6 separate regions of the Mus musculus genome follow, and all the other regions are linked to region 2. A link is a loop called in an ENCODE intact Hi-C map of the cell type or tissue named here. Cell type or tissue: heart. All regions are shown on one strand. Links, peaks and the distances in the headings refer to the core of each region. The heading gives the core; the rest is flanking DNA.

Region 1 (4,983 bases), core at 589-4,588, 190 kb before region 2:
TCTGGAAGAGCAGTCAGTGCTCTTAACCGCTGAGCCATCTCTCTAGCCCTTGACCCTGGTTCTTATTAAGATCTAGTGGAAGGCTTTACAACCCCTATTGTCATGACTTTCTGCCTGTGGTACCTCCAGAAAACAGGCTAGATCCTCATGGTCTCCAAAAGGCAAAGAAAGCTGTTTCTGTGCTGAAGAGCTTCCGTTGCCTGGAGAGATGGCCACTCTGCCACCAGGGCTAAGTCTCTGCTGCTTTATGAGTATCATCTTTGAGGGAGGATCCACACATAGTCTACATCTGTTGTCATGGCTCTGTGGCATGTGCACAGAACACGTTAAATCCCAGTGGCCATAGGCTTGCACCCAACCCTTGGATCAAGCTCCATTTCTGCTCTGTTCCCCTTAGCAGAAGAGAGGGCCCCCACCCCCAGCCCAGGTGTGCGGCCTGTGCAGAGGTTTTACAAAGGAGGGGGCTTTAACATTCCTTGGAGGATAGAGCAATACTTATCCAAGTATCCCAGAAAGTGCTGCAGTCACACTCATGACTCTGTCTCACGGCAGAGCTGGCTGTTCTGATTGTACTATTTATTTTGACAGGTGTAATTTTTTTTTAGAAACTATTAAAAATATAACACTAAGTTGAAATATGAAAAGTGATTGCTGCACAAGGCCAGTAAATTCAACAGTTTTCAACCCCAGGGTCTCGTTCATTTCCAAATTAATTTTTCTTCCACGGCGTAAGCACGCTGTTAAGTCTTCACAAAATACGGGCTCTCCTCCTTTAATTAAAGAGCAGTCCCTTCTTGAATTGCATTTGATGGTAGAATGAAATGAAGCTCCTCCTGTGGATCCGCATCCTTGGGCTTGAAATTCAGAGTTTAAACTAACTGAACCGTTTGAGGAAAGTACAACTGGTTAATGAAATCAAGAGGGATTGCGAGGAAATGTACTGAATAAGGAGAAAGAATGACTAGAGAAGTGTGGACCCTGAAAGGTGGACCCTTGTTCACTACACTTAGAGGACTGTGGAGGTCCCAGGCCCAGCCGTGTCTGTTATAGGTCCCTACTCCCGTTTCTCCTCCTGAAGTCCAGAGCCAGAACAGACACCCTCCTGACTGACCCGACTCATCTCTGCTTAGGTCAAGGTACCATGTGCCACTTTGCTGAACAGGAAGCCTGTCCCCTCATAGGGTTACACAGGCTTTTGCAGCTGTCCATGGACGAGGCTGTGGGTCAGACTTGAGATCTGCCTCCAGAAGTGTCTGGTGTTGATCCTGGGGTCCCCCCACACACATCCTCCGAGGTTCTCAAGGCAGCTCGGCTCTTTAGGATCAGAGTTGAGAAGGCACCGTGTCACCATTTAAGTTCTCCCTCAGAGGAATTAAAGCCTGGGTGGGCCTCACACCTCGAAGAGTGTGGGAGCCAATCCTGTTCCCTTTCTGCAAGGTCTGTATCATCACCATGTAGTAGGTGATACGCATACTGAGCTCCACCGTGTTTCCATGCCACCCTACACTTACCTGCCTACAGCACTGGGTTTGTGGGCATGGTCTGCACAGATTTTTTGAATGACAAGCTGGTCTCTGGGTGGCAGTCACTGAATCACACATGACTTGGTTGGACCAGCAAAGGGCAGCTTGAGATCCCAAGCAACAGCCTGTCCTGGTAGGGAGAGTTGAGCTATCATAGCCAGATCTTTGCAGACCTGATCTGCTGCCTGCTTCTCTCCCGGAATCCCCATGACACCTGCACCCAGAAGCATCTTCTGGGCTTGTCGGAAGAGATGTCCCCTCCCTGGATTCTAAAATCAGTAGCACAGCTGACCTTGGGAATGCTTGAAGCAATTCCTCCCTCCCTGTGTCTGATTTGTCAATGTGTGTGGAATGACTGCTTCATATTCCTTGATCATCTGAGCTAAATCAACCTCTTCCTGCATGCCTGCTGTGGACTTCTGAATTGGCTGCTGCCAGTGGCAGTCACTCAGCCACTCTTTTGTTTCCCTGCTGTATGCTCTTTCTAGGCATAGAGGGCAGTGGCTATCTTTGCCCTTGTGTGTAGAGTATGAGTGTGCTCACACTCCAAGAAGCTCTTTCACAGTGTTATCTTTGCTCTTCTGAGAGGCTGAGCCAAGAGCCTCTAAGTCCTCAGAACCCCTCTCATGGGTGAGTAATGGCCACAGCACACCATGGAACCAGAGGTTAAATCTGTGACCATCTCTGATGGCCATAGGAGGATCCCCTGTCACCTGATATGTCCTGTGAGGAGAGGAAGTAAAGAGGCAAACTTGGCTTTTCTCAGCAGCACTGGTAGTAGTCATAGTAGCAGTAGCAGCAGGGTTAGGGGAAGAAGAAGGAAGAAGAGGAGGAAGGGAGAAGGGGAGGAGAAGGAGGAGGGGAGGAGAAGGAGGAGGGGAGGAGAAGAAGGAGGAGGAGAAGAAGAAAAGAAGAAGAAAAAGAAGAAGAAGAAGAAGAAGAAGAAGAAGAAGAAGAAGAAGAAGAAGAAGAAGAAGAAGAAGAAGAAGAAGAAGAAGAAGAAGAAGAGCTTGTTTTTGTGTGTGTGTGTGTGTTTGTACATTCCAGACTGACTGGAAGGAGGGAAGGAGAGACGAAAATGGGTCAGCTGGAGAGCTTCATGTCCATAGAGGGCAGTCTAGGAACACCAGATGGACACCTCTACTGGTTCCAGTTTGTTCTTACTTGAGAGAAGATTTGTACTTGCCTGTGCAATGAAATCAACGTGTCTGTTGCTCTTTTCAGAATAAACATTTCCCCTTTGCTGCAGATGAAGACAAGTCATCTGAGATGAGGCCGCCTCTCTAAGGAAGCTAGTCATCCCTGAGGAGATAACCTGGAAGGTGCAGGGTCTGAAGAGAGGCAGAGAGGCTGGTGGGAGCTGCAATGTGGGATACAACAGGGGAGCTAGTGCCCAGGGCCAGTGGTGTATAACTGAGGCTGCCTGCTCTCCCCCTTCTGCGTGTGGCATATGAGCGTGCTCGCACTCCAAGAAGCTTTCCCGGTGTTATCTTTGCTCTGCTGAGAGGCTGAGCCAAGAGCCTCTAAGTCCTCAGAATGCTGCTCATGGGTGAGTAACTTTTCTACCGTAGGGTTAACACAAATGTCCACAGTCTGGAGACAAAGACAGAGACAAGCTCCTGTGGGCTGACTGAGAACAGGGCCTCCTGTGCTGGCGGTGGATTCTGACGTACCCTGGGCATAGCCTTTAATTAAAAACATGGCAGCTGACCCACAGATAGGTGTTAGTGTCAGAGGGTTAACAAAGCAAAGGTGAAAGTCACTGCTCTCCATCTGCCAGTCTTTCCCTCACTTTTGGTTATTCACAGTGGCAACACGGCTGCTAGAGCTCCAGAGGTCGATAATACGTCTTCTTTATCAGATGGTAAACTTAATGATACACTTGGCAAGGCGGAAGAGCCCTGCTGTTAGTTAAACACCACCTTGGCTGTTGCTTGAAGTCATTCTTAGATGAGACTGGTATTGAAACCAGCAGGTTCTGAAGAAGATAGCCCTTCCCTTCAAGGGTGGGCTCACCTCACCGGGCTGAGGCCTTTAAAGGCCATAGCAGACTTGCTTTAGTCTCTGACCTGACCACAGATTTCAGACTCCAGATCATGTCTGCCGCTGCCCTGGACATCTTATGTGGAAGGATCACTCTGAGGAGCTCCCACCAAATCCCAGATAAATTCTTTTTTTCCTCCTGTGGGTTGTTGCTGTCCGGTGGCTACTCCTTGGTGTGGCAGAAATGAGGTGTCTTATCAACTTGTCCTGCCTTTATCACAGAAGAAAAGAAAGCCACGCCCATCTCAAGTCTGCATAAAGAGAGCCACACCCATCTCAAGTCTACACTTCCATCCGTGCATCCAAGAGGATGCGATGTTCATACTGTCTCCAGCCCGTGCTGAGCGGCATGTCCAGGTAGTAATCCCATACTCTGGTCATAGACAAGAGCGCTCAGAAACCAGACAGACTTCCATCTCCCAGCTTCCGTGTTGGACTCACTTATGAAGTGTCTTGATAATTAGATAAAAAGGTAAGTTCCACAGTTCCAATTAGTATCTAGATTCACGTCTGTCCATGGCCAGGGCATCACACAAATGAGGCTGAGTAGCCCCATCACCTCTTCTTTCCTTCCACAAACACACTATAAGGAATGACAAAACCACTTTAAAGAAAAAGAGACAAATTCTTGATTGAGCAGGAGACTAATTCTCAACTAAACCTGTTAAGTTTCTAGCTCTCTAAGTGATTTACTCACATATATGAGATAAAATATAAGTAGAACACGCAAGTCCGACTCCAAAGTGCTATTACTTAGAAACAAAAAGCACTAGACTCCTGACAACTAGGAGATAGGGTCTTTTCCACAATGGGTTTCATGTTCCAGTCACAGGAATCACTGTGTTAATTGTTAGTCAAAATCAAATGTTTTTTTCTCTGAAGCAGAAAAGCAGGCACCTAAGTTTGGTTCACATGTTATTTTGGTTGGGATCAAGAAAGAGAAGAAAAAAAAAAAAACCTTCATTAAAAAGTAGCAAAGCTAGCAGAAATGAAATCTTGTAAAATCAGCACTCATGTCTGGATTCTAAGCTCCAGCTTAAATTCCAGGAGAGGAAGCTAGGATAATATCAGGGTCCAGGTGGCCTCCTAGGAAGCACCTGTGGCAGTGTCCTTGGGAAATGTGAGAGCACCTTCACCCTTGGAAATGTCACTGGGAGGCATGGTAAAACAGATGAGCTCCCAGGATGGCATGAGCCTACTGCAGCAAGGCTGCAATGTCCACAAGGATGGGGTCTCTGCACTGGGCTAAGGAGCTGCTTAGCCAGGGTGCATCCAAGGACCATAAGGTCTGGCTACCCACAAATCCCTAAAAGCATGGGTCAGAAGCTGCTCATAGGAAACCAGCCTGTGCTCAGCCTGTGTTTCAGCCTTGGGTAGTTCAGGTGGACGACCAGGCATGGCCAGCATCACACATCCA
Region 2 (4,983 bases), core at 613-4,612:
CTAGCAAACAAAAAGCAGCAGTGAGACTTTCCAGTGCCTCAAGGGTCATGATCTCCAGGGTCCCCCCAACAGGTGTGATCTGAACAACTAGCATCCTTGTCTTCAAGTGCCAAGAATTTGATAAGCACTTGGTGAAAAACTGGTGACATGTTTTTCTTCTTCCAGTGTGTAGTATGTGCTAGAAACTTTCAATGCACACCAGTTAAATACATAATTGAAAGCCACTCTAATGTTTTATGTGTGTATCATTTGGTTGGTAGAGAACATTTACCCTAACACCTATTCTCTGTGTTTTCTCTGAACTGTGACAGAGAAGGGAGCTGTGCCTCAGAGCAGGAGGAAGTCCTGGGAGGTGGGCATTATCATCCACACTGCTCTGAAACCTGGGCCTTCACGTGCTGAATGGCCCAGTCTGCAGTCATCAGTTCTCTGGTTGGAAGATGCGCACACGTGCACTTATGCCCAGGACCAAGGGGTATGATAGGCTGAATATTTGTATATAGCTGCATCTATAGGATGCAAGCAGGGACATTACACAAGAGTCCTGAGATGGAAAGACACTCTTCTGAATTCCTATGATGTCATCTTAACTGACAATCTCTTAAAAATATTTGATCATGCCTACCTCTCCCACTGTAAAGAGTTTTCTCAGACGTATGTCCCTTACATGTTCATTTTTACTAGATTCCCACAATCCTAGATTTCTACCTTTTCCTAGATTTCTATTTCTATTCCTAATGTGAAACATTTCAAGCCACATTTTCTCCTCACCATATCCCAGGAACTCTTTCCACTCATGAACAGCAGCTTCAGGTATGGTGCAAGGGTGCTTTGGGATGGTTGAGGCTCTTTGCTGGTGTATGGGACTGGACTTGACATGAGAAGGATGTGGCGTTCACGATATAAGGTTCAATGATTACAATGCACATATATTCTACTCTTACAGCTGTAACTATGTTATATGTGCATTCTGTGTTTTATTCTGTACACGTGTGCATTGTGTGGTTGATACACATCTATCTATAAGTAACAGTCTGTACACCTCCTTACCTCCCTATCCTTCACATGTACACAGTCAAAAATATTTCTGCCTAGATTTTTGTAAGTTGCGAGGCAAATATATTTTCATATGGAAGGTATAAATATATTTTTTTCTGTGCATAAAATGTTATAAAATGCAAATGTACATACTATCACAAACTCCACGAGACCATACCATGACCATAATAAGTTACAGGTTGCTCTCTTGTGTTTGTTAATAGAGGTGGGGAGGTAGACCTGCTGGGGATAGAGGAAGATTCTGCTCACAGCCAGAGATGACTGGCATGTTGAATTCTGCCACCTTTGCTGGATACTGTTTCCATTAATAGGACACTTGGAGTTATAATGATCTTTTTTTTTGTAAAGAAAAATCTACACAGACACAAGCCCCATAGATCACATAGACTGGCTGCGATCCTGGAACAGGAAAAAAAAAAAAACAGTTTGTTCTAAGGGCCCTCCCATCTCTCCCTTCTTTATGAGGTAGTAATGCAGATTTGATCAGCACTGTGGGTTCCAGGTCATCTTTCTAGGAGCGTCTGAACCCCAGGTTGGACCGCACGGACAAGGCACAATTGCTGAGACACCAGCTCAGACACTACACTGATACTGTTCACAAAATTTACTGCCAGTGACTCTGAATTCCACATTGTTCTTTGTGTTCATTTCTAAGGTAATCGACTAAGCATGTCTTATAGCTTATAGTATTTTAAAAGATGCATTCATTAAAAAGAACCCAAATGCACGTGGGTAGACAAGAGGACCCCAATTTTCTACCATAGTTATTTTCACTTCGCTGGAAGCCAAGTCCTCTTGAACTTGAAAAACCACCAGCAAATTAATCTACAAGGCTTTCATGACATTAATCTAAACTCATGAAACTAGATTAAGTACTGGATTAAGAATCAAATTCAGAAATGCTGCAATCTTAAAAGAAATACGTCTTCAGGCTGTCACGAAGGCAGACTGAACCCCCATGGCAAGTGCACCCAGGAGGGGACTCTAGGGGCTGGAGGGAGCAGCCACTTCCAGGTACGTGCAGTGTGAGCCGGAAGCCAACAGGTGGCACAAATGCATTTGACTTGCACATGGGCCATCGCCCGGGATGCCGCTGCGCCCCCTGCTTTCTATAGCCCAGGCAAGCAGACGCAGGCTGGCGCCTTGGCTCCCTTTGCGAGCCTGGTCTGCCAGGTCCACACGGCCCAGCAGAGTCCAGCTGGGTCCTGAGCTGCGCGCCGCTGAGGACCCAGAGAGCTCCAGGCAGCGCGCCCTCTGCTGGCCGTCCGCGGACTCGCCGTTGTTCCCAGCCTGTTCGGAGAGAACTCAAATTGAGACAGATGGAAAGAGGGGGCAAGGATTGGGACCAGTCAGGGGCAGAGTAGGCGGAGCAGGACTGGGTAGGGCCAGGTAGGGCGTGAGCACTGTGGCTGATGTGAGGCTGGCCCCAGGCACTCCCAGGAGAAATTTCCAGGGCCCACGGATTCACAATTCGAAGTAGCTCGAGACTATAAAGACACCTCTGCAGGCCTTCTGTCAGCTCCTTTTGTTCTCTCCTCCAGATTGGAGAGCACTGCGAACCTGGTAGTATTGTACAGCTCCACACCAGCATTCCGGACCATTCCTTTTGTAAGGCTCTACTTTGAGCTAGCAAGCACGGAGGCAGGAGTGGCTCAGCTGGGGGAAGAGAGCCTGTCGTTCCCAGGTTCCATCTCGCTGGAGAGGAGCCCCGCCTGAACTTGTTTTTAATGTGTCAAATCACAGAGGCAGCTTCCCAGCAGTAAAGTGTGAAGGGGTTACAGCCTCTTGGGCCTCTGGGAAGCCAGACGCAGGTCTCAGCAGAGTGACAGGCGTGTTTCCATGCCAGGCAGCCAGGCAGTGGCCCTGGGCTTTTGATCTTCATCCCACAATTTGTCAATTGGACGCCTCTTCACGCCCATCTTTATCACTGTCAGGGACACCTCTGGCTCCCGTGTCCCTTCCCTGTAGGCCTGAGCTTCTGAGAGGTTCCTGCTAAAGGCCTCTCTTATTCCATACCAGCCTAGGAAGGTGGGGTCCTCACCGGGCTCTGCAGTGTCCGCAAAGCTGAACATAAATTTGACTGCATTAGTTTCCATCCACAACCACCAGAAGTACCTTAGCTCTGTCTCCTAGTGGGACTCTGGCAACTCCCTCCCTGCTGTGGGCAACAGACCTCGCCACTATGCATGGATGGATGGGGTCCACAGGGGTCCATTCCTAGCCTTCCCAGGAGTCTTTGTCTTGGTACCGAGCGATCACTCTTAATCCTTTATATCTAGTGATGTGTTTCTGCTCCTGTTCTCGTTTTTTTTTTTTTTTTTTTTTTTTTTTTTGTAAAGGAGGAAAGTGAGTTAGAACATTATATGCTTACAGAGGATGAAGCAAAGCTGTCAGTCTGTGTGACACTGCAGCAGACCTGGGCAGGCAGGTAAGTGCTCATTCATTCGAAGGAGTATGTGTTCTGATGCTCTGGCCAGAAGAAGGGAGGACTTGGGAATTCTGGCCCCAGGGACACACAGGGCTTAAGACACCCAAATCCTGTCTTGTTACCATCAGTGGGCCCTCCAAGTCTTCAGTGGACTCCTCAAGCCACTCCTAGACCCCTCTTGCCCATACTGAGGGCCAGGGAGATCTCAGGACCAGGCAGAGCTCATAGGAGACGGGAATTCCTTTATCTCAGGCAGGGTGGTGATGAGATTATTTTAGGACGTCGGGCCCATTCTAGGCATCCACCAAACAAGCTGTCAGAAACTGAAAGAAAGTTCTAGATCTCACATACACCAACACTGCAAATGCTTTTTTTTTTTTTTTTAAGGTTTTAATCCCAATCGCTAGATTTTCAAGGAATTGGACCAATGGACTTTAGAGAGGGCCAGACATAAAGGATTTGAAATCCCACCCTTGTACCTAGACTTTGGGGTGTGGAAGGGTCAGGGTCAGGGTGTGGAGCACCATCATGGCTAAGTGGACTCCTGCTGAGTGACGAACACATTTGGTGGTGTTTGAGGGTAAATGTACGAGGCTGACATTTTAAGAAGTCACAACGTTAGCTCATTCCAAAGAGTGGAGCAAACCTAAAGCTTCCTTCCTGGCTTCTGGTGGCAGCTGGTCCAGACTGAGGTCTGACTCAGAGGCAGCACTGACCTTTTAAAAGTCCCTGCAAAGTGCAAGGTGTGAAGCTTTGGAAAAGCAGTCAAGGCTGTTTTCTCTTTAATTGATACCGTTTAAAAATGTGGGTGTGGGCCAGAGCATTAATTGGCAATTACTTTCACGGAAAAATCCAAGAACTGGTGAAAACCAAACAGAAGGGATAAGAATGGTCAGAGCGAAAGACAGCAGCTTGGAAGTCCTGGTGCACATGAGAGGCATGGCCAGGCCATGCGAATGAATCAAGCACAGCTACACCACTCTTCACGCACCATCATCAGATGGACACCCTTCTGGCTCCTGGCAGGCTTGCACTGGCAACAGCTCAGACTGGTATGTGAGTGCCAGGTACTGTGGGTCAGGAGAGCTCTCGTGCTAAATCTTTTAGTGATGCCTCTCAAGGCTCTGTTCCGTTTTATTGATATAATATTTCCCATGCTAGAAAAGGGAATCAGCATGGCATAACTGGTAATGGAGTCCTTTGTGCAAGAGCGGAGCTGACAGCAGACAACAGTTGCTGAGAGCCCTGGCTGGGGCTGGGGAGGGGGCACAGCTCATACAGTGCCTGCTGTACGAGTGGGAGAACCCGAGCTTCATCTTCAGAACTTCTGTGAGCAAAAGGCCAGTGTGGTGGAGTTCCTGTGATGTCAGCGTGCTGGTGGGGGGCACACAGGCTCATCCTGGGGCTCACTTGCCAGTGAGCCTAGCCTAATAGATGAGTTGCACGTTATAGTAAGAGACCCTGTCACAAACAAGGTGAGTGGCACTGAGAAATGA
Region 3 (4,983 bases), core at 692-4,691, 100 kb before region 2:
GACTATCTGGAGACCGCAGTACACATCATATAATATCTGCTGCGTAATTGCTTTAATTTACAGATGAAAATACGAGTTCTCCGATCGCGCTGGACCGCAGCCGGCCACGTCCGAACTGCTTGCAAAGAAGGAAACCATCGCAAATAATGAATAGCTGCCCCATGCAAATTATTCAGGCAGTTTAGCGTTGGTAGCCGGGAGAGATATATATAAAGAACACGAGTCGAATGACATTAATAATTGTTTTTGAATTCTGTATTGATTTCATGGCAAGCTGTGTTTATTTCTTTCTCACCTGAATTGCTAATACCTCCTCCCTGTAAATAATAAGAAACTAGCCACCGGGGCTTCTCGAGTAGAAATGAATCTCAGCCTCTCCCTCTTCCTGCTTCTTCCCCTCCCCCAACCCGCTTCTAGCTTCTTTCAGTTTTCAGGCTTTACTGAGGCTTTGGCTGAACATCCGACGACGACTACTTTCATTATTTATTGTTTACAAACAACTTGCTTTCTTTTGACGATGAAGCGCAGGCAGAGGAGGGGCTCTGTAAATGGAGGTAGAGGAACGTAGGAAGCAGGAACCCAGCAGTAGACTGGTGTACCTCAGTGAGGGGCCTTTTTGTCCCTTCGTTCCTGAGGCCCAGGCTTTGGGGACTCTGTGGTAAGCACAGACTGGTTGGGAAGGAGAAGGAAGACCAGGCCTGTGTGTGGCACTCAGCTGGCAGCAAGCAGTGCACCCAGAATGAACATTCTCAGTTTTCTTCCCCTGGACTCCTGGGGTTGGGTTTGGAATGTTAATCCTGAGGATTTCCACTTTTCTCCTTAGTGGACTCCTGTATGGTAGCTGGAGTCCCTCTCTGGGGAAGGAGTCTCAGGGTGTTCCTTGGGTCCTCAATGCAGCAGCATTCTGGTCTGCCTTCCAGTCAGAGCTTCCAGGCTCCAGATGTTGTTGTTATCCCTAGTTACCCTGTCCCTGGGCCTGGGCCTAGGAGCCAGGAGCACTGGACTCCACTGTGTCCCCGAAGATGCAGACTCACATTCCACACCTCATCTACCCCATGCAGGGGCTAGTCAGGACTCCACTGAACTATTCTGTCTTCACTCAGTCCCTACTGGCCAGTCCTGCTACTGGCCAGCACCCACCTCGACATCTTGCTGACAAACTGCTACCTGGCTGAAGCTCTCTTACCAAATGAGATATTCTTCAGGCCATCCTTGCTGCAGATATAAGGGTGCCTTCTTCAAAGACCAAGCCTTGAGTAGAGGCACAGGGCTCTCTAAGAACAGACAGGAGTCCCAGAATCTCAGGGACCTTCAGCTAAAACAATCTTGCATAGATGCTTCATGCTGTGACTAGAAACTCTTAGGGCCCCTAAATATAAACCACCATTTAGCAGTAGCCAGACCACTTGGCTTCCTGCAGTGTGGGCAACTGATCACCTTTGGAGAGGGCTTCAAGAGATCAGAGACCGAAGGCCTGATCAGATACCAAAGGGGTGGAGCAGGGAGCAGTTAGCCCCAAGAATTGGGAGTCTAGGGTTGATAATGGCCACAGAACTGGTGAGAGCTTGTAGGAAGGCGGATCTGGCCTTGATATTCCTGCCACCACCTAAGTCCCGGCTCTCCAGAGTGATCCTCGGAGCACTTTTTAGCTACACCAAGAGCTCCGTGGGAGCTTATTCTATCCCAGAGAGAAGTTGAGTACAACACAAGGCCAAAACAGAAGCCAGGCACCAAGAAAGAGCCTTTTTGTCTGAGGCTAGGCCGGAGCTTGGGATGCCTGGGTCCACTTTGGACACTCAACTGGTGTAGGCTCAGAAAGACGCCCTAGGTGCCAGAGATGCTGCGTGGTGCGGGCACCCTCCCCTTGCCTCAGATCATTCTTTAGCAGTCAACCACTGCTCCCTTTCCTCAGCCAGTGGGGTGAGCTGCTGGGACACGCGTTGAAATTCCCGTTTGCTTCCCCCAATGCCCTCCTTTCTGGCCCTCTCTTCCTCAGCTCTCCTACTGCACCCCCACGGAACGTTCGTTCGTTCGGCGCCGCCAAAGGAAGGAAGGAGCGCACTCAGGGGGTCCAACAGCACAAGCTGTTCTATCCCTCGCAAGCCAACACGGTCCGCGGGGACCCGAGCATCCCGTACCCGGATGCCGGGTCCTTCCCATCCGCTTACCAAAAACTTGCATCAAATGCAGCGACCTCCAAAGCCTCTATCCGCTAGAAGCAAACTTTGTCCCCTCCGGCGCAAGAGCGATCCTCGCAAAGTTTGAGCAGCAGAAACAATTTCTTACCTGCGCCAGGAAAGAGCCGGCCCGCGCCGCTTAGGCGCCAGGGCCTCCGGGAGCAGCGCGCAGCCCGGGACGCACCGGGGAGTCACCGCCGCCGCTGCCGCCGCCGCCTCCGCCGCCCGCGCCCCTCGGCGGCCGCGCGGAGCCTCTGCCTCCTCCGCCTCCTCGAAAGGGGGGGAGGGGTCTCGGAACCCCGGGAGGGGGCGGGCGTGGGGACCTTGCCTACCTGCAGTGGCGCCGGGCCACTCCTGGCTGCCCGCTAGGGCTCTGCGCGGCCGCTGGGCGCGCGCGCTCCGGCGGGGAGCAAGCGACAACTAATGGAGACATTTCCAGGCGGAGCACCTGGAGAGCAGAGCGCGCCGGCGTCCCCAGGCGCCGCGGTCGTCAGCCGAGCCCGCACCGGCGTGACGTGGGCGAGCGAGCGAGTTGCTCCCACCCGGCCGCCCATTAACGCTTTCCCCCCGCGGGCGCCCAACGCTTGCCAACTTTCCCCTCCGCCCTGGCCGCGCACCGGGTGCGCGGGTGTAGGGGCTGGCATGAGGGGTTCCTGAGGGTGAGGGTTCAGGCTTGGCCTCCTCAGAATGGTTTGGCGAGAATGCCTGGGCCCTAAGAGGACAGCCCAACCCTACCAGGACAGCAGAGGACATTGGTCCCTGGTTTGATCAAATGCTTGGCCTGCCCTGTGGATCCAGAGGCCTTGGGCACGCGGACCGGTCTCTAAATGGTTTCCTTTCCTTACCCATGCTGTCTGCTTGGGAAATGTGCCTCCTCAACTCTTAGGACAGAGATTCCTCTTCGCAGACCCTACCTACTCTGCCCTCACAATGCTATCCTTGGGAGTAAAATGGGCTTTCAAGCACCCCCCCCCCCGTCACTTTTCCCGACTTTCCACACACACCACCCACTGTAATGCAGCAGTTCTGGTTCCCTTCTTGTGGTCACAATAGTCCCAACCAACCTGGCTCTTGGCTGTTTGGGCAGCAAGTCTTCCTCACAGACTTGAGCAAGAGGAATCCGTAGTCCAATTTGACAGAAACTGCTGAGGATCCCAGTAGATCTGTGACCTTTCTGGGCGGGAGCTTACTCAGGACTATCAGGATCCAGCTGGGCCTCTGACCTGGAACACAAAAGAGGACAGATGTTCACTGGTTTCTTTAGCCTGAGGCTGGAGCCCAAGACAGGAGTGGTAGGTCCAGGCTCAGAACCCCTCTCACCTCCTGTTCAGTATCAGAGCCTTTGCCTTTCGCTCCCTTGAAGACTCCTTTTGTGGACTTGCTGCCCTACAAAGGTCTCAGTATAGGAGAGAGGCCCGGTGTGAGCACCACCTGTCCAGTTAGAGCAGGAAGGGGCTGTGGCCTGTAGAGCCCCAGGGCTTCTGCAGGACACCCCTTCCTCCTGCATAGTTTTCACTTCAAAGACCCAACTTACTTCTCTTCACCCACAGCAGTTCAATGACCTTTGAGATTTGTTGGGTTAGATAACCTCGGAGAAAGTTATCTCTGATTTTTCCCCCTTTGCTCCCCCCCCACCCCTTCGGAGCTCTTTGCAGCTGCTGGAGGGGTAATTCCAAATTGCTTGCTTCCCCAGCAGCCTGTAGCTGATCTGTGGCTGCAGACCTCACCCATCCAGCAGTGCCCAGCCAGGCTGAGTTGGAGTTCCAGGGGCTGCTGTAGGTCGGATACTACTTTAATCTCTGGCTGCTTTGGAAACCTGCTAGGCCACCGGTATAGCCCCCAATAAGCTAGGAGAGGGGACCTGGATTCTGGGTCTTGTCCCTTCTGTTTCAAGCCTGGGAGGCAAATGGGGGAGGGGTTTTTATTTATTTAAGGAAGGATGGAGGCATCCATTTGGAAGGTGGGAAGACTTGTCTAATTCCAACTAGAAGGAAGTAGAGAATAGGGGCATGCCTGCTCCCAGGGAAGGAGCAGGCATTTCTGGTTTCCCCCTTGTTTTGGGGCTCTTTTTAGGGTTTGTAGGAACCTCCTTGCACTTCACTGCATAGACAGAGACGGGCCCATGGGTACCTCTCCCGTGAGCCTTAGCTTCCATTTAAAGTTAAAACAAGCAAGGTGCATGTATGTGTTCATGAGTGTTACAACCTTAGCTGACTTGACTCATTTCATGCTCACCGAGGCTTCCCAAAGTACCAGCCACAGTCTAGAAACACCATTTGCACAAATCATGGCCTGTGTTATCTTCATGACCCAGCCCACATGGGTGGCACCCATCCCCCGACCCCACCCCAGCATAGGAGTTTAATTGGAGCTCTGGAGCCTTCCATGGGAGGAAGAGCAGGTGCCATCTCCTAATTTAGAGTTCATTTGGCTGAATGCTGCTGGACTTGACCTTGCTTTGACTACCGGGTGAAGCAGCTACAGATATCAGCCACCACCTACTGTGCAAGGCAGCTTCCCTGAGCCCCCTTGATATGTTCTGCCCCCCCACCCCCTCCCCGGACTGGCACCTTGTAGAAATGATGGAAATACCCCAGGTTTTGGCTAGGGGGCCTGCAGGGAAAGTCCCTTTTCTGGCTTCAGAGTGGGTGGTCAATCTGGAAAGTGGGTCTGCAGCTTGAGGTGTATCTTCAGGGAACAGTGCTAGGAACCAGCAGGTGGGCGGCTCTGGCAGCTGACTAAGCTGATGCTGCCCACACGGCTGTGCCCCTCAGATCCTCTTTCAATCTCCCTTTTGTCTTTCCTC
Region 4 (4,983 bases), core at 594-4,593, 150 kb before region 2:
GTGTGTGTGTGTGTGTGTGTGTGTGTGTGTGTGTGTGTGCATCTGTGTGCATGTGTGTAAATGTAGGAAGCTTCTGCAGTCAGTCTCTTTCAAAGGTTTTTAGTATTAATTATTCTTCCCTATATTCTGTTCTTACTCTGGTGTCTTAGTATTCTTTTGATGTGATGAGACAATATGGTCATGGCACCTCTTATAAAAGAAAGCATTTAATTGTGGCTTGCTTACAGTTGTACAGGTTCAGTCCATTGTCATCATGATGGGGAGCATAGCTGACTGAAAGGAAGAAGTTAAAAAGGAAAGGATATAACTGGTTCTGGGTTTGTGCTAGATGAATGGATAAACGGAATAAAAAGGAAAGGACAAGGCTTTGTATGGCGGAGTAGGACTTTTATTATAGATAAAGGGGAGAGCATAGCCAGACACAAGGACATCTGGTAGGTTCAGAGTGGCCATGACCCGAGCCATGTAAGGAGAGAGGAAAGGAAGAATCAGATCAAGAGGCCAGGAGGGTAAAGGGTAGATGAGAAAAGGCCAGATAACCGCAATGTCTGGAATATGTGCGGAAGGGCAGCCCAGCCCCTGGGCTGGAGAAGTTTAGGGTAGGGAGCAGGGTATGCCAGACAGGAGGACCCTATAACAGGTGTGAACTGAAGGATGCTAGGGGGACCTGGAGGCCAGGTCTGCTTTGTTATATTAAATAGGCACCTCATCTGTTTGTCCTGGATTGGAGACCTAACAGAGAAGTAGCTGAAAGTTCTACATCCCAAGAAGTGGGACTGGCTTGGGCTTTGGAAACCACAAAGCTCCCCCATCCCGCCCCCCCATGACATACTTCCTTCAACAAGGCCACACCTCTTAATCTCAAGTAGTGCCATTCCCTGGTATGTGAGCATTCGGGTATGTGAGTCCATAGGGGCTATTCTCCTTCAAACCACCCACCTGGACTCAAGCCCTTCCCCTACTCAAGGATTTCTGCTCTATTATTCCCCTTTCCCACTTCACCCCACCCATGTTCTACCCCCATGCCTTGAATCTTGCCTCCCCCTGTACATGGCCCCTTATTATTTTCTGAAGAGTCAATCCATGTATGACAGGAGATGTGACGTTTGTCTTCCTGGGCCTGGGTCACCTCACTCAGGATGATTGTTTCTAGCTCCATCTATTTACTGTGAATTTTATTTTGTTTTTACAGCTGGATAAGATCCAGTTGTGCAAATGTGTCACATTTTCATTATCCACTCTTCAGTTGAAGAACACATAGGCTGTTTCCATTTCCTGGCTATTGTGAACACAACAGCGATGAACAGGAATGAGCAAGTATCTCTGTAGTAGAATAGAATCCTTCGGGAATGTGTCCAAGAGTGATGCACCTGGTTCTTATGTCTCCATTTTTGAGGAACATCCACACTGGTTTCTCTAGTGGCTGCATCAGTCTGTGCTCCCACCAGCAGTGAGTAAGTGTTTATCTCTCCCTATATCCACGCAAGCATTTCTTGGGATGTTTTAATTTTAGCCATTCTGACTAAGGGGTTATTAATTTGTCCTGAGAATCAATACTACATGCACGGTTAAACAAGGGAAAGCTTGGGTCTCCCAGAGCATCCTGGTTCTGGCAAACGTTCATTCTTTTCACCTTCTATCAGAACCCAACCTGAACCCAGGTGGCCGAACTCCTGAGTTGAAGAAGAAGATGGAAGTGGCCTTCACATTAGGGGCTACTCATGCACACTACGTGTGACATGTGCTCTACGTGACACCAATGGGTTAATAACAAACAGGACACTTTCTGGAAATTGGTTCTTTCTAGAAAAGGGGCAACAGCTCCATCTGATAGACCAAGGCACACTCAAGCTACTTGTTTGCCCACAGAAGGTTTGGGAAAGGACAGAGCCAGCGAGGGCATGCTGGGCTGTATCTGTGTGGGGACTCAGGGTTCCTAGGTGTCTGTACACATCCACACAGCCTCACCTGAACATGTGCCTAGAAGCCACAGGCACACTTCTGATGCTTCACCATGTTCACAGATGCTAGGTTTGGCCTGTGTTTTAATACTCTAAGGGTTACCTGCCTCCTGTACGTTCTGGGGATGGTCCCTCCATGGGCAGTGACAATACACTGGGAGCTTGCAAGACAGATGGGCAGCACTTGGCCCAGAGCCCTATCTGACCATCCTTGATGGCATGACAGCCCCTGCCCCAGCTCATACACTGTCCAGGGTGGTGAGTGAAAAGTTGTCCTGGCAGGGCAACAGCTCCTATATAGGAGACCCCAGCCCTGAACAAGGGGCAGGATCTGAGATCAGTAGACACTTCTCCAAGAATGTAAGGTGGGTGCTGTACAGGAAGATTTGGATGCTGTTCTGACTTCTACCGCCACACAGAACATTCTGGAAAATATCATCAGTCGTGGGATATGGTGCAAAGACAGGAATGTGGACTAATGTTCCCCAGAGTGATCTATTGCCTGGACACCCCAGCTTCCAGGCACAGGCCTTGATACTTTCCCACCAGTCCCTGCAGGGAGCAGTCCTCTGCATTTCCTTGACTAGGGCAAGGGGTGGCTCTGGGATGAGGCCAGGACTCATGCCTAACTGGCCCCTGCCTGCCCACCAGAGGGCAGTAGTGCACAGCTGTCCTCTTGGTCTCAGTAACAGGGACCCCAGAGGCTGGGGTGCTGGGTCCAAGTCCTTGGAGATGACCACACCTGACACTGTGCAGAGGCCCAGAATCTGCAGATGATACTGCCTTTGAAATCTGCTCTTGGCAACATTAACAGCTATTTGGAGAGATATCTAGAAGCCAAGGGAAGCAAGGCTCTGTCTCCCCAAAGCAGGTACAGCCTCTGAGTGAGCCCCTCCTTTAACATGACAGGCCTAAGGGAAACAGAAACCCTTCAAAGGTAGAATGGGCCAGGGTTTGATTTCTCACCCCTGAGCAGTGCCTTGATCTTGCCCAGCTGAGGGCAAGTCTAGCTTGGTGTGTGGGTGGCAGCCTCCCCTGAGGACGAGGCAGGCACTGAGCCCCCTGGCGGCTGTGGCTTCCCAGCCTTCGAGCTCCAGCACCTCCTCGTCCAGGTTGCCATGAGAATGACCTGTTACTGCACCAAGGAGGTGATCAATGAGGCTGCAGACCGCTGTGGCGGCCAGCAAGATCCGCTGGCCACCGAGACAGAAGGCAGCTCACTGGGACGGAGGCTGAGAGTCCCGGCACGGTACTCTGGTGCTCAATGCTCACCTCCCCTCTCCTCGGGGGCCATTCTAGTATTACAGTGCTAATCCACCAGACACGGGGGATTTTAAATTTCATTTTTGTGCAGTTATTTAAAGTTTAAACTGATAATGTCTAACCCAATTAAATTCCAGTCAATCGTGCTCTAAATGCACTAAGTCTTGTGAAATATGAATGAGGTGTCCCCCCGCACTCCTTAACGACTTAATCTCCATGCTGAGTCTCCGCTCCTGGGAATACTGTGTCGAACCTAGGAACGAAGCAGAAGTGAGACAGGATGGGGACTCGCAACCCACGCTGAAACCTTCTTACTGGCCTTGCTCACTGGGATATCTGGCACATTCAGAATTCAGAGCTTGTGGTGGAAGAGCACCCACTTAAGTCCAGTTGCCAAGATGGGGGCACACTTTGGGAGTAGCCTTCAAAGGCAGCTGACCACACTGGCCATCTCCCTACCCTTACCACATCGCTCCCAGCTTCACGCTCTGTATGGGAGTGCTAACAACCTCTGGTGTTGAGTGTGGGCTCTGTTTTCCAGGGTTATTCTCAGGAATAATGGCTGACAGCATGTTAAAGCTGTCTTCCATTGGATGCATAACAACCGAAGCTGCCATGGTGTGTTCTCCTGACTCTTCAGGGTGTTGGGGCCTGGGGCTGTGGGACTTAAAGGAGATGTGAGAGTAGAGGCTCACAAATGGCACTGGGGAACTACCCAGCCCTTTCTAGGATTGACTTCTCTGAGAGGCAAGCCTTGGCTCTGCCTTGGGGTTCTTTCTAAAGAGTCTGTGATCAGTGGTTGTCCACCATGGCACAAGAAAAGGCTGTGATTTCAGAACAATCCTGGCTCCACGGGGGACTAATATACAGTGGTGGTCCTCAGTGTGGCTACTGTGTTTTTAGAGATTGATTCAGAGTCTTCAGATTCAACCTCGTGTAGCCTACGACCAGGAGGAAAAAAACAAAACTGAAAACAAAAACAACAAACCTTTTAGGAGCAGAATAAAACAGCACCTTTGAGACGTGTTACACTGGAGGCTTGCCATTCAAACCCTAGTGATCAAAGGCAAACAGAGTCCTTTCTGGGTCTTTCCTACCTGGTACCCTGCTCAGGTTCTATGGTTAGCTCCACCTGTTAGTTCAACTGCCTTGGCTGCGTTTGCGCACACCAGCCAGGTGTGCTTGTTGGGCATTTGGTGCAGGGTGGAGCAAGGTGGTCCCACCTAAAGTTTGGCCAGAACTAGTGTGAGCAGGTAAGAGGGAGATCAGACAGGTCAGTCAGCACACAGGCAGGACCTGTGACTGTGTATCTGCCTACCATAGAACTTATGAATTTGAGTCTGGTCCTATGAGATGGAGATTCAGCCCGGGTAGGGGAGGGTCCAGGCTGCTACCACTAAACCTTTAGAAATCCAGGCAGCTCGGTTTCCATCCCAGGGAAGATGTTGCTGCTAAGTGTCAGGAATGGCTTAGAGTTGGGCAGAGCAGTGTTCATACAGATGATCTGGAAGTGGAAGCAAAGGCGGGTTCTGCGAGGTCTGTGGGGCAGGAATATGGTGCATTTTCAGCGACAGGAAGGACTGTCGTCTTCCCAGCTGGACTGTAGCTGTCAGCGTAACAACGAATGTCATTGAGAAACAATTCATGGCATCAAATCCACAAAGAAGACATTTAAAGCATGGCATGCAGCAGTCTGGTAGTTATATTACTTTTTGAACCATGGTGAAATATAAGCATGAAGTTCACCATTTAATCCTTT
Region 5 (4,983 bases), core at 367-4,366, 250 kb before region 2:
TTGACAGAATCCACGTACAGGAGTCAGGCATCCTCTATGTCTAGGGACAATGTATTAATGGTATATCAGTGCTTGGAGTGGCAGCATCCTAGGCAGTAGAATGCCAGCTGGCTGATTCTGCACTGCTGCTGCTCTAGCATGGAGGTCACATAGCATGGCATCTAAGGACATGGGCACATTATGACACACTGAGGTTTCTGTAACACTCTAACTATATTGTGCTAGTCGGTTACACTGTAGTCCCTTGCATTGCACTATGTTAAATTGTATCATTTGGCATTACATACTGTCTACTCTTATGACACCTCCCTCCACTGATAGGCTGGGATACAAGGTTACACTTAGATGGACTCCAACATCCTAAGACTTGAAAAATTATGAACTTTCATGGTTGACCTTGGAACATCATTTCAAGCTGACTTGCAGGGCTATGCTCTTCTTTCTGCAAGGAAGGCAGACATATAACTATCAACAGAGACGCCCATTCTATCACTGGGCTCTCACTGACTCCCAACAGATCTGGGGTCACTTTCTCTTCCACAGCCCCCCCCAACCTTCTTCTATCTGTGGATCCAAGGTCTATACTGATATCTCACTATATGGACTAGAGAGTGGTAATGAGCTGCTCTATAGCTGTAGTCAAAGAACATAGTCATTATTGACAGACTCTGAGAGAGGACTGCATCTTATAAGTAGACATTTTCCAGGATGGAGTCATGTGACAGAGTAGTGTTTTCACAGACCTCAATAGATATATTTCCCAAGCTTTTCACTCAACAAGTAAGTAGTGAGATTACTACCACACAAGAGAGGTAGAGGCTGAAGAACCTGCCTCAGTTGGCCTTAAATAGCCATCACAATAACAAAAGGACAGTCGGGTTGGCCACAGAGAACAGCCCCAGAGTTATCCTACCATAACTACCTTGCTGCAGGTCTTTGACAGTAGTTATCCTAATATTCTCTTTTCAGAATACAAAGTTCCAAAGCCAGGGGCTTTTTTTCTAGCTTACTGGTGTTATATTACCTACAGAGATTTGTCTAATTCCCATTAAGTGAGAGATGCTGAAGCATTTGGCAATGAATGAAATTGGATGAATGGGGGAGGGGACACATTTTCTCTCCAGCAGTGAATTGCACTAGCTTTGTCTACCCACGATTTGACTGGGATGAGCCCTGAAGTCTGAGGGACAAAGGGGATGGGGTGGAGGGTGGTGGTGTGGGGATTCTTGCAGGATCTGCTGCTTTATCATCAGACATCCTCTGTTCATTGCTGATGGAATTTAAAATTTGAGAATTCGTATAGCCTGGGCTGGCCTTGAGTTCTGTTATTCTCCTTCAGCATCTTAAATGCTGGGCTTACAGATGTGTACCATCATGTTTGCTGGATTTTAGGAGGATATGCTTAGATGAGTGTCTTCTGAAGTAGAGGACCATCATGGGTGTTTATACAGAAACAATGTCCTAATCCAGTTGGTTCTGCAGCTGTAGCGAGTCCTTACTATCACTGAGGACAGGGATCATGGTATCTGCAGGACTGCAGAGAAAGGGTGAAGTCCAGTGGGCCCCTACAGTGGCCAGCAGATGAGTGGAATAATAGCCTTCCCTGAGGTGCCCCTACCCTGCTAGAAGGCAAGAAGCTTGGTGTGCAGCCAAATGCCCAGCCAGGGGGGTCTCAGAAAAGAAGAGAGAAAACTGTGCAAGGCTTTTCTCACTTTCAGACTTAAGAGGTTCTTAAATGCAACTGTTTCACTTTTGGATGTTATAGACCAGCAGGGGACATAACTGGGTTGTAGCAGACAATTGTGTTCAAACTTGATAAGCTCAATTCAGTCCTCCAAATTGGACTGACTGAAAGCTTGGTGCCAGTGCCCGGAAGAAAAGATGCTTATTCATTCCTTAGCTTGCTCATCCATCCATCCATCCATCCATCCATCCATCCATCCATCCAGTCCTGGGACAGTGTCCACAGGCAGGGCTGGGAGCCTACTTGTTCCAAAGAGAATCCAAGCATGTTTGTAGCTGCCTGGCAGGTGTGGGGACTGAGATCAGAGTCTGAGAGTTCTGGAAGGGTAAGAAAGGGTCGGCAGGAGTTCCATGAGAAAGTGGAAAGCAGGGACCGGCTTAGTATTCAGTTAGACCCGGGAGGAAAGCAATATATACAAACAATCAGCAACTGAGGATCTCTTAGGGGTTCCAAGAGGAGGACAGAGGGAGAGAAGCAGGGGGTGATGCCGAATCCAAGCAGAAGTGAGGGCAGCGGAACCCCAGGATAGAGGGAAGTGCAAGGGCTATGGGCCACAATAGCTGGGCCCTAGAGCCTGTGAAACTGTCCAAAGCGGGAGCAGTCAAGGATGCCCACTACAGGCTAGTGGCAAGGTGCTCAAGGCAGGCTGGGATCCAGGCAGCTGGAGTGGAGAAAAGAGTCTTGAGGGGTGGAGCAGCCCTTCTACTCCACAGTCTTTCAGCAGTCCAGGAGGGGAACCGAGGGACCACGTTTACCTAGCCTATGACCTCAGGCAAAGGATCTAGGGATTGGAAGTTGGCAGGGACCTCCCCCTGCTCCAACCAGCTTCGGAAACTACTGGCTCACATTCCACTCAGAGTGGTCCTCTCCTTTCCGGTAGAGCGTGGCCGGCCTGGTCTCCAGAGTAGGGGTAGGAGTATCAATTGCGACTTTGCCCACTTCCCTATGAAAGGGATTCTGGGGAACAGTCTCCTCCTTTTTCCAAAGACCCACAATCAGGGCATCCCCTCGAGAGTCTCAATCTGCCTGCAGAATGACCTCCCCTCGCCCGCCCAGCGGTGGCGCCCTTGCTCTGGGAACGTGGAACCCTGAGGCTCTGACGCAGGGTCTGGCTCCAGTTACGTACTGACCTTAGGGTGTCAGGTTGCAGGAGACTGGAGGTCTGTGGCTGAGCTTGTCCCAGGACAGTTTTTCAGTGGTGGGAAGAGACGGGTCAGAGTACCTGTCAAGAGAAACCCTGTCACTTCCCACAGGCAATTTTGCTAACACTCTCCATTTCTCAGCCTAGTTGAAGATCATCTCGTAATCGGTAAAGGAGATTCCCACCCATATCCCAGTATAGCTGCCTCACCCCAATTGGACCTACAGCAGCAGTTCTCAACCTGTGGGTCACAACCCCCCCCCCCCAGTGCCACATATCAAATATTTATGATTCATAACAGTAGCAAACCTACAGTAATAAAGTAACAAAGACATATTTTATAGTGGGAGGGGGGTCACCACAACATGGAAAATTGTATTAAAGGGTTGCTGAAGCATTAGAAAGGTTGGAAACCACTGGCCTGCAGACTTTGTGGCAAAGATTCTGTCTTAGTCAGGGTTTCTATTCCTACACAAACATCATGACCAAGAAGCAAGTTGGGAAGGAAAGGATTTATTCAACTTACATTTCCACATTGTTCTTCATCACCAAAGGAAGTCAGGACTGGAACTCAAGCCAGGTCAGGAAGCAGGAGTTGATGCAGAGGCTATGGAGGGATGTTACTTACTGGCTTGCTTCCCCTGGCTTGCTCAGCTTGCTCTTTTATAGAACCAAGACTACCAGCCCAGGGATGGCACCATCTGCAATGGGCCCTCCCACCCTTGATCACTAATTGAGAAAATGCCTTGTAGCTGGATCTCATGGAGGCATTTCCTCGAGAGGGGCTCCTTTCTCTGTGATAACTCCAGCTTGTGTCAAGTTGACAGACAAACCAACTGGTACAGATGCCTAGGCTCTTACCTGGCCCCAAGAATCCCCACCTGTATTGCACTTTTGCTTCAGCATACACCTGGGCCCTGCAGACAAGCCTCCCCTGCTCAGGTCACACTAGGCTCACTGATGTGCTTGCAGAGGTGTCTCTAGTTAAAGACTTGGTTGTCCCCTGGACTCTTGACTTGCATGCTGGGTCTTACAGGTGGAGTGACCTGAAGTTTGGTTATTAAAGACTAAAGTTAAGGATGAGTCCTATAAGGCCTGTCCATCAGCCCAGCAGGAGGAAGGTGACAGGTGGGTTCAGCCTTCACCTATCCTAAGCCCCAAGTGTCGACCTGATGCACTAGAATAGGACTGCCCCTCTGCTACTTGGGGCTGTATGGCTTGGGACAGAGGCCGAGGGACCAGAAGACCACTGCCCTGCAGGGGAGGAGACTGGAGAAATCTCTAGCTGGTTTCTATTCACTGAAAATAAGGTGATCTTTCTCCCTGGACTAGAGTCTTGTGGAAAAGGACAGCTAAGTGTGGCATGTGTCTGTAATCCCACTTCTCAGGAAGCTGAGGCAGGAAGATGGTTGCAGGTTCAAGGCCAGCCTGGCCTGGTCTACACAGCAGGCTAACCAGGATTTCATATGTGACCTTGTCTCAAAAAAAGAAACAACAATCAGAAAAGGAAGGAGCAGGTGTTGGCTTGGGAATTCTATTATCACAGCCATGTTTAAATAAAGACAGGAGACATGACAGCAGGGTTCAGGCACAGGAGAATGAGAAGCAGGAGTCAGGGAAGGCAGCTGTGCTTAGCTGCTAAAGCTGCCTCTAAAGACAAAAGGAAACGTAGATGATAGCCAGGACTCAGTCCCATTGCCTGCCAGGTGGACACACAGAGTCCAGTCTATGACAAAGTACTTGACAGAGCAATAGACTCTGGTGATGATGGCTGCTCTTAGAGCTGCTGAAGCTCAAATAGCCCAGTGGTTGGAACGTCCATGACACTCATCTCTGTGTTTCCATATCCATTGCTGTCAGCTGCATAATTTACAAGGAGGTTGTTAACTGAGAGAACGAACAGCGGCTTTGATCTGTTTAGAAGAGGCACCAGCATTCTGAAGAGGGTCTAGGTGTGTCTGTAGAGGGCTGATATCCAAATGCTGGTGGGCAATGAGGGCTCTTTTCCAGATCTGGAAGGAGAAGCAGATTTCACACTGCCTGAATGTATCCCATGTACCACTGTTGGGACAGTAGTTTTTTGTTGTTGTTGTTTATT
Region 6 (4,983 bases), core at 281-4,280, 190 kb before region 2:
ATAGACTACTTACCATAAAAAAAAAAAGATGAAGCTGAATGGTGTCCTCTTAAATGGCCTATGAGGTTTTAGGAGGCTCTTAGACAACACTGACCAACAGTTCGAAAGTAGACAGGCTTTTTGGCCTGGCGTTGGAATCTCTCCTCATCATAGACACCTACCATACCTTGCATGCCTGATAGACTACTTACCATAAAAAAAAAGATGAAGCTGAATGGTGTCCTCTTAAACTCATCTCAAAGCTGTAGCTCCCATGATAGGAACCATTATGTTACATAATATCCATTTCACCTGTGTTGTTGCATAGTATCCATTTTGCCTAATTTTGTCTATCGGGGCTTTTCTAAGCATGTTCCCTTGGTTAAATGAAGCCCAGATAGGCTAAGGGCTGCCAGTTCCTCTGAGGCTGCCACATTTCATATATTAACCTTAATGTTTCATTTCAGTCCCTGTTCTCAGGTCCTAATTTCTCCTTGAGAGGTGTGGTCCAAAAATCTCTTCAGGGAGCAGAAGGGTGATGGTCAGTTAATCTTTTAACTACTTCCATGACGTTAAGAGGAGGGGCTAGTCCCTGCCTAAAGGGATCACAGATTACCTTCAGTGGTTGGGGAGGAGTAGTTGGATTTTCAACAGCAGGGATCGACTGGAATCCCCATGTAATAGGTGTGGTATGTGTACTCTATTTCTTCCCTCATGGTGTCTAGGCACTGCTACACACCAGGCTGGAAGGAAGCAGAGGCCAGAAGAGGTGAGGTCTGTAGGGAAAGAGCTGGGGCAGAGCCGGGGTGGGAATGGGGGCCGAGAGGGGGCTTCTCCAGGGATTTTATTAGATATTTTCTTTATTTACATTTCAAATGTTATCCCCTTTTCTGGTTCTCCCCCCCCCCAACACCCCTCTTGGACAGAATCCTTCTGGTCGCCATCTGAGCCTGGAGCTAAGGCTGTTCCACAGCCCTCTCTACACAGGTTCCGCCAGAGAGAGCTGGTCTCCCAGGAGTGCTGACAGGGCTTGCAGGCCCACAGGAGGGACAAGCTCCAGCCAGAGACAGAAAGACCAACACCAGAAATAACCAGATGGCAAAAGGCAAGCGCAAGAACCTTACCAACAGAAACCAAGGCTACTTGGCATCAGACCCCAGTTCTCCCATCACAGCAAGTCCTGGATACCTCAACACACCGGAAAAGCAAGATATGGATTTAAAAATCACATCTCATTATGCTGATAGAGGATTTTAAGAAGGACATAAATAACTCCCTTAAAGAAGTACAGGAGAACACAAGTAAACAAATAGAAGCTTTAAAGAGGAAACAAAAATCCCTTAAAGAATTTCAGGAAAACACAACTGAACAGATGAAGGAATTAAACAAAACCATCCAGGATCTAAAAATGGAAGTAGAAACAAAAAGAAATCACAAAGGGAGACATCTCCCCGGATTTTAATGGAACAGCTCTCTTAGACAATCTTAGTTTGTGAGTATTCCTTTATTTGGGGTGGGTTTGCATGCATACACCCCTGGATAGTGGGAAGGGGTTCTTCTTAGGGTTAAGTTTCATTGGAGTTTAAAGTACTGTGAATGTCTCCTTTGTGTGGAAAGGCATTCCAGGAATTCCAGATATGTGCAGGGCAAGTTTGGGGTTGGGGCAAGGGTGGGGGAGGGAGGACTATGTGACATTCTTCAGGTAGAAGATTGTGGGTCAGAGGTCGGGTTCCCCAGATCGGGCAGAGAAGAAACCCACCTAAGAAAATGGAGTCCTACATATTGTATCAAGCTCAAAGGAGCTATCTGCACAGGATAGACTATAATTTTGGTAGCAAGAAGCAACAAATAGGGTGTTACATATTCTAGAAGATACAGACTTTACAAGATCGAAACACAGAGTTTAAAGTGAGAATAACAAGGTTCTAACTGTTGATGGTCCCAGAGAGGGCGAAAGTCAGGAGAACCAGGGCCATATTTGTTCCAGGAGATTCCTCTTCAAGGTCTGATCCCTTGGATTGTAAAGCAACAACAAAATCATACCGATGACAGAGCAGATTAAAAGGAAGATAGGATAAGATTTTAACCACTGAATACTGAAAATGTCAGATGAAAAAGTCGTGAGAAAGACAGAATTAAGTAAGGTTATTGTTACCGATTTAGATAAATCTACATCAATAGGCTTATATAAGTAAAGCCTATCTTGAGGGGTGGCTAGAGAGATCGTTCAGTGGTTAGGAGCACTTCCAAAGGACCAGGGCTTAGTTCAGTACCCACGTGGCAGCTCATAACCATCTCGAACTCCAGTTCCAGGGATCTGGCACCCTCTTCTGGCCTCCAAGGGCATTGCCCTCACATGACATACTGCCATATCTGTAGGCAAATGTAAAGATAAATAGAACCTATCTTTGTATTATACCTGGAGTGGTTGTGTTTGTCCTATCTTGTGTGTCAGTAGACCATACACAGGATTTAATAGGAAGGCCTGTACGTGTCCTAAATTATTGTCTCTTTTGAAGTTTAGTTTAGTTTTTATTTTGTATTTTATTGCTATACTTTACTGCTGGGTGTTTAAGAAGACTTGAAGATATTGTCCCCAGGGGTTGTTTGGAATTGGGAGGAGCTATGCTTCCTTCAGTCTTTCCTTTACCAGTTAAGCCCTCTGCTAGGATGAGTCAGGCTCTGATTAACCATGCTGCTTCTTTAAAGATAAGGGAACATGTCCGTCCATCTGTGTTCCTCTTTGCAGAATTTGCACTGGTTAGAGTCTACTGTCTGGTCTCCTTGGTTTCTCTAGTCCAGAGGATGGGCAACCCACACGGAGATACAAGACCATTTGAAAGATGCCTGATTGAAAGATTGGATTGAGCTGCCGATTCCTGTGAGCTGTACTGCTGATGTCCTGACAATGCAGATTGGATTTGCTCCAAAGAACTATTTCTAAACAGGTTCTTCTTTGCCCTATTAATCTTTCCTTCCCACTACCTCTGGTGTGGTGGGCTAGAAGGGACATTAAAACATTTAAGAACAACAACCCTCGAACTGTGAGGCTGTCAGCTTCAGACAAGAGAGACTATTTACTTAAATGGCCAATTTTTGTTTAAAATGGCCACTCAAATTAAAAGGAAAAGTGAGGATCTGGAGAGAGGCTCAGCAGTTAAGAACACTGACTGATCTTCCAGAGGACCAGAGATCAATTCTTAGCAGCCACATGGCGGCTCACAACCATCTGTAACGGGCTCCCATACCGTCTTCTGGTGTGTCTGAAGATAGCTACATTGTACTCATTTATTATAAAATAAATAAATAAATCTGCTCTTCCGAAGGTCCTGAGTTCAAATCCCAGCAACCACATGGTGGCTCACAACCAACCGTAATGAGATCTGACGCCCTCTTCTGGTCTGAAGTCAGCTACAGTATTTATGTATAATAATAAAAAAAGTGAAAGTGGGCGAATTCCTTTGGATCTAATGCTAAAGGAACATACTTTAAGCTCTGGGGAATTACCTTTGTGCCCATGGGGACCGGGCTGTCTACAGTAAGCAACAGCAAGGAACTGAGAGCAGCAAGGACAGAGAAAACCAGACCAAAGTAAAACATGGGCTTCAGTTCACTAGCAACCTTGAGAAGGGAAACATTGCCTTTAGCCTGACTTGATTCTACCTTTCAGGAAGGGGAAATGGAAGTTAGCCTTCATGCGAGGGTCCAGACAGTCTGGCTTTTTTTTTTTTTTTTTTTTGACTTTGCTGCTGCACTGTTTTGCCCTGTATTCTTTGGGTTTATAGGTGTAAGACCCAGCTTCAAACTCTTGTCCTATTAGGGACTGTCCCTGTAGAGACAAGAAGCACAGGGCTACCACAGGAAGGTATCAGCATCCAAAGTCCACAGTTAACCTAATCTCCCCTTTCCCTACCCCAGAAATCTTCAGGCTGGGACCTCAGGTCTCTGGAGAAGTGATCTCAGGTGTGGAGGTCTTAAGAATTAGCGTCTGTAAAGTCTACTTTGGAGTCTTGTCTGATTGGATTCCTTGTTTTCATGAACTGGGTAGGCATCTGGGAAGGTTTACATAAAAAGGAAAAAAAATAGAGACGATTAGGATGTATAACTTAATGCCACTGACAAGGGAAATTCTAGAGTGAGGTGACTGGGGACTCAGCAGTGTTGGTTGGAGAGCTTAGGCAGTTTGGGTGGGCATTGCCATGTTGGTTAATCATGGGATCACCACCATCTTGGTGATGTCCCATGATCACCTCCATCTTGATGATGTCACTCATCAAAGTGGTAGCAAAGTCAGTCTGTGGCTAGGGCGGCTCCATCATAACATGACCCATTGTAAAGGCACGATGCCCTGTGCAATATATGCACCTCATATACTAAATGCCTTGTGCAATATATGCACCTCATATATTAAATGCCTTGTGCAATATATGCACCTCATATACTAAATACCTTGTGCAATATATGCACCTCATATACTAAATGTACACAGTCACCAAGCAGCTGTCTGCCTATCTTAACTCTGGAATTAGCAATTGCTACCAATGCATGTGTGTCTCAGAGGGTCTAGATACATTCTTGAGCCCCCAGCAACAGGATGCTGAAAGGCAGGGAGAGGAAAGAAAAGGGGAGAACTTGAATTGTATTTCCCTAAGAAATGACTAATCAACTAGTGGAGACCCATCCCTAATTTCCAAGTGGTTGAAGAAGGGGGATTGATAGTGTCCTTGTTAGGACAGAAGGAAGTTCAGAAGCACCTTGTGTTCATCTTCATCTCCTGGCTGGCTGAACCATGACGCAGCTGTTAGAGTCTACAGGTTCTTGTGTCTCTTTGCAATGAATAATATAGGGTCATATGGATAGTTACAGAACAGGAGATAGTTTATTACAGGAAAAGTACAAAGGAAACGGAATATGTGATCATTTTGTCTCATTTGCATAGTATCCACCTCTCCCAGTTTCATACCGTGTGGACTTTTTTTTTTTTTTAAAGCATGCTCCCCTGGT

What was found. Peaks named below come from ENCODE experiments on the same cell type or tissue, not always from the same donor. Only the 100,000 strongest peaks of a DNase experiment are listed, where the experiment ranks them.
Region 1: it touches region 2 in a loop (9-fold over the local background); 8 of 42 quality-filtered maps call a loop at or near these places.
Region 3: a loop joins it to region 2, with 5 times the contacts of the local background. A loop is called at or near these places in 5 of 42 quality-filtered maps.
Region 4: a loop joins it to region 2, with 6 times the contacts of the local background. A loop is called at or near these places in 10 of 42 quality-filtered maps.
Region 5: a loop joins it to region 2, with 10 times the contacts of the local background. A loop is called at or near these places in 11 of 42 quality-filtered maps.
Region 6: it touches region 2 in a loop (3-fold over the local background); 8 of 42 quality-filtered maps call a loop at or near these places.

The regions. Positions count from the first base shown.
Region 1 is chr13:73,349,760-73,354,742 of GRCm38, reverse strand. No RefSeq gene overlaps it. Among named protein-coding and RNA genes, the nearest start is that of Eprn, 4.9 kb to the right of the region's middle. In heart, for the core only: a CTCF peak has its summit at 2,643; no DNase peak of the experiment used is centred there; H3K27ac peaks cover 989 bases.
Region 2 is chr13:73,157,745-73,162,727 of GRCm38, reverse strand. No RefSeq gene overlaps it. Among named protein-coding and RNA genes, the nearest start is that of Gm30154, 27 kb to the right of the region's middle. In heart, for the core only: CTCF peaks have their summits at 2,044 and 2,269 (motif pointing left); a DNase peak (open chromatin) is centred at 2,227; H3K4me3 peaks cover 911 bases; H3K27ac peaks cover 1,214 bases.
Region 3 is chr13:73,258,180-73,263,162 of GRCm38, reverse strand. It overlaps Irx4 (Iroquois homeobox 4), which reads right to left and starts at 2,666. Exons shown (of 6, transcript NM_018885.2): 1 at 2,287-2,666. In heart, for the core only: a CTCF peak has its summit at 2,610; a DNase peak (open chromatin) is centred at 4,572; H3K4me3 peaks cover 3,370 bases; H3K27ac peaks cover 4,000 bases; H3K27me3 peaks cover 4,000 bases.
Region 4 is chr13:73,308,387-73,313,369 of GRCm38, reverse strand. No RefSeq gene overlaps it. Among named protein-coding and RNA genes, the nearest start is that of Ndufs6, 18 kb to the left of the region's middle. In heart, for the core only: a CTCF peak has its summit at 2,620 (motif pointing right); no DNase peak of the experiment used is centred there; H3K27ac peaks cover 2,129 bases; H3K27me3 peaks cover 263 bases.
Region 5 is chr13:73,403,777-73,408,759 of GRCm38, reverse strand. No RefSeq gene overlaps it. Among named protein-coding and RNA genes, the nearest start is that of Eprn, 59 kb to the right of the region's middle. In heart, for the core only: a CTCF peak has its summit at 2,799; no DNase peak of the experiment used is centred there; H3K4me3 peaks cover 816 bases; H3K27ac peaks cover 577 bases; H3K27me3 peaks cover 1,605 bases.
Region 6 is chr13:73,342,984-73,347,966 of GRCm38, reverse strand. It overlaps Eprn (ephemeron, early developmental lncRNA), which reads left to right and starts at 583. Exons shown (of 3, transcript NR_045293.1): 1 at 583-748; 2 at 906-1,471; 3 at 2,729-3,302. In heart, for the core only: a CTCF peak has its summit at 2,323 (motif pointing left); no DNase peak of the experiment used is centred there; H3K4me3 peaks cover 1,131 bases; H3K27ac peaks cover 2,314 bases.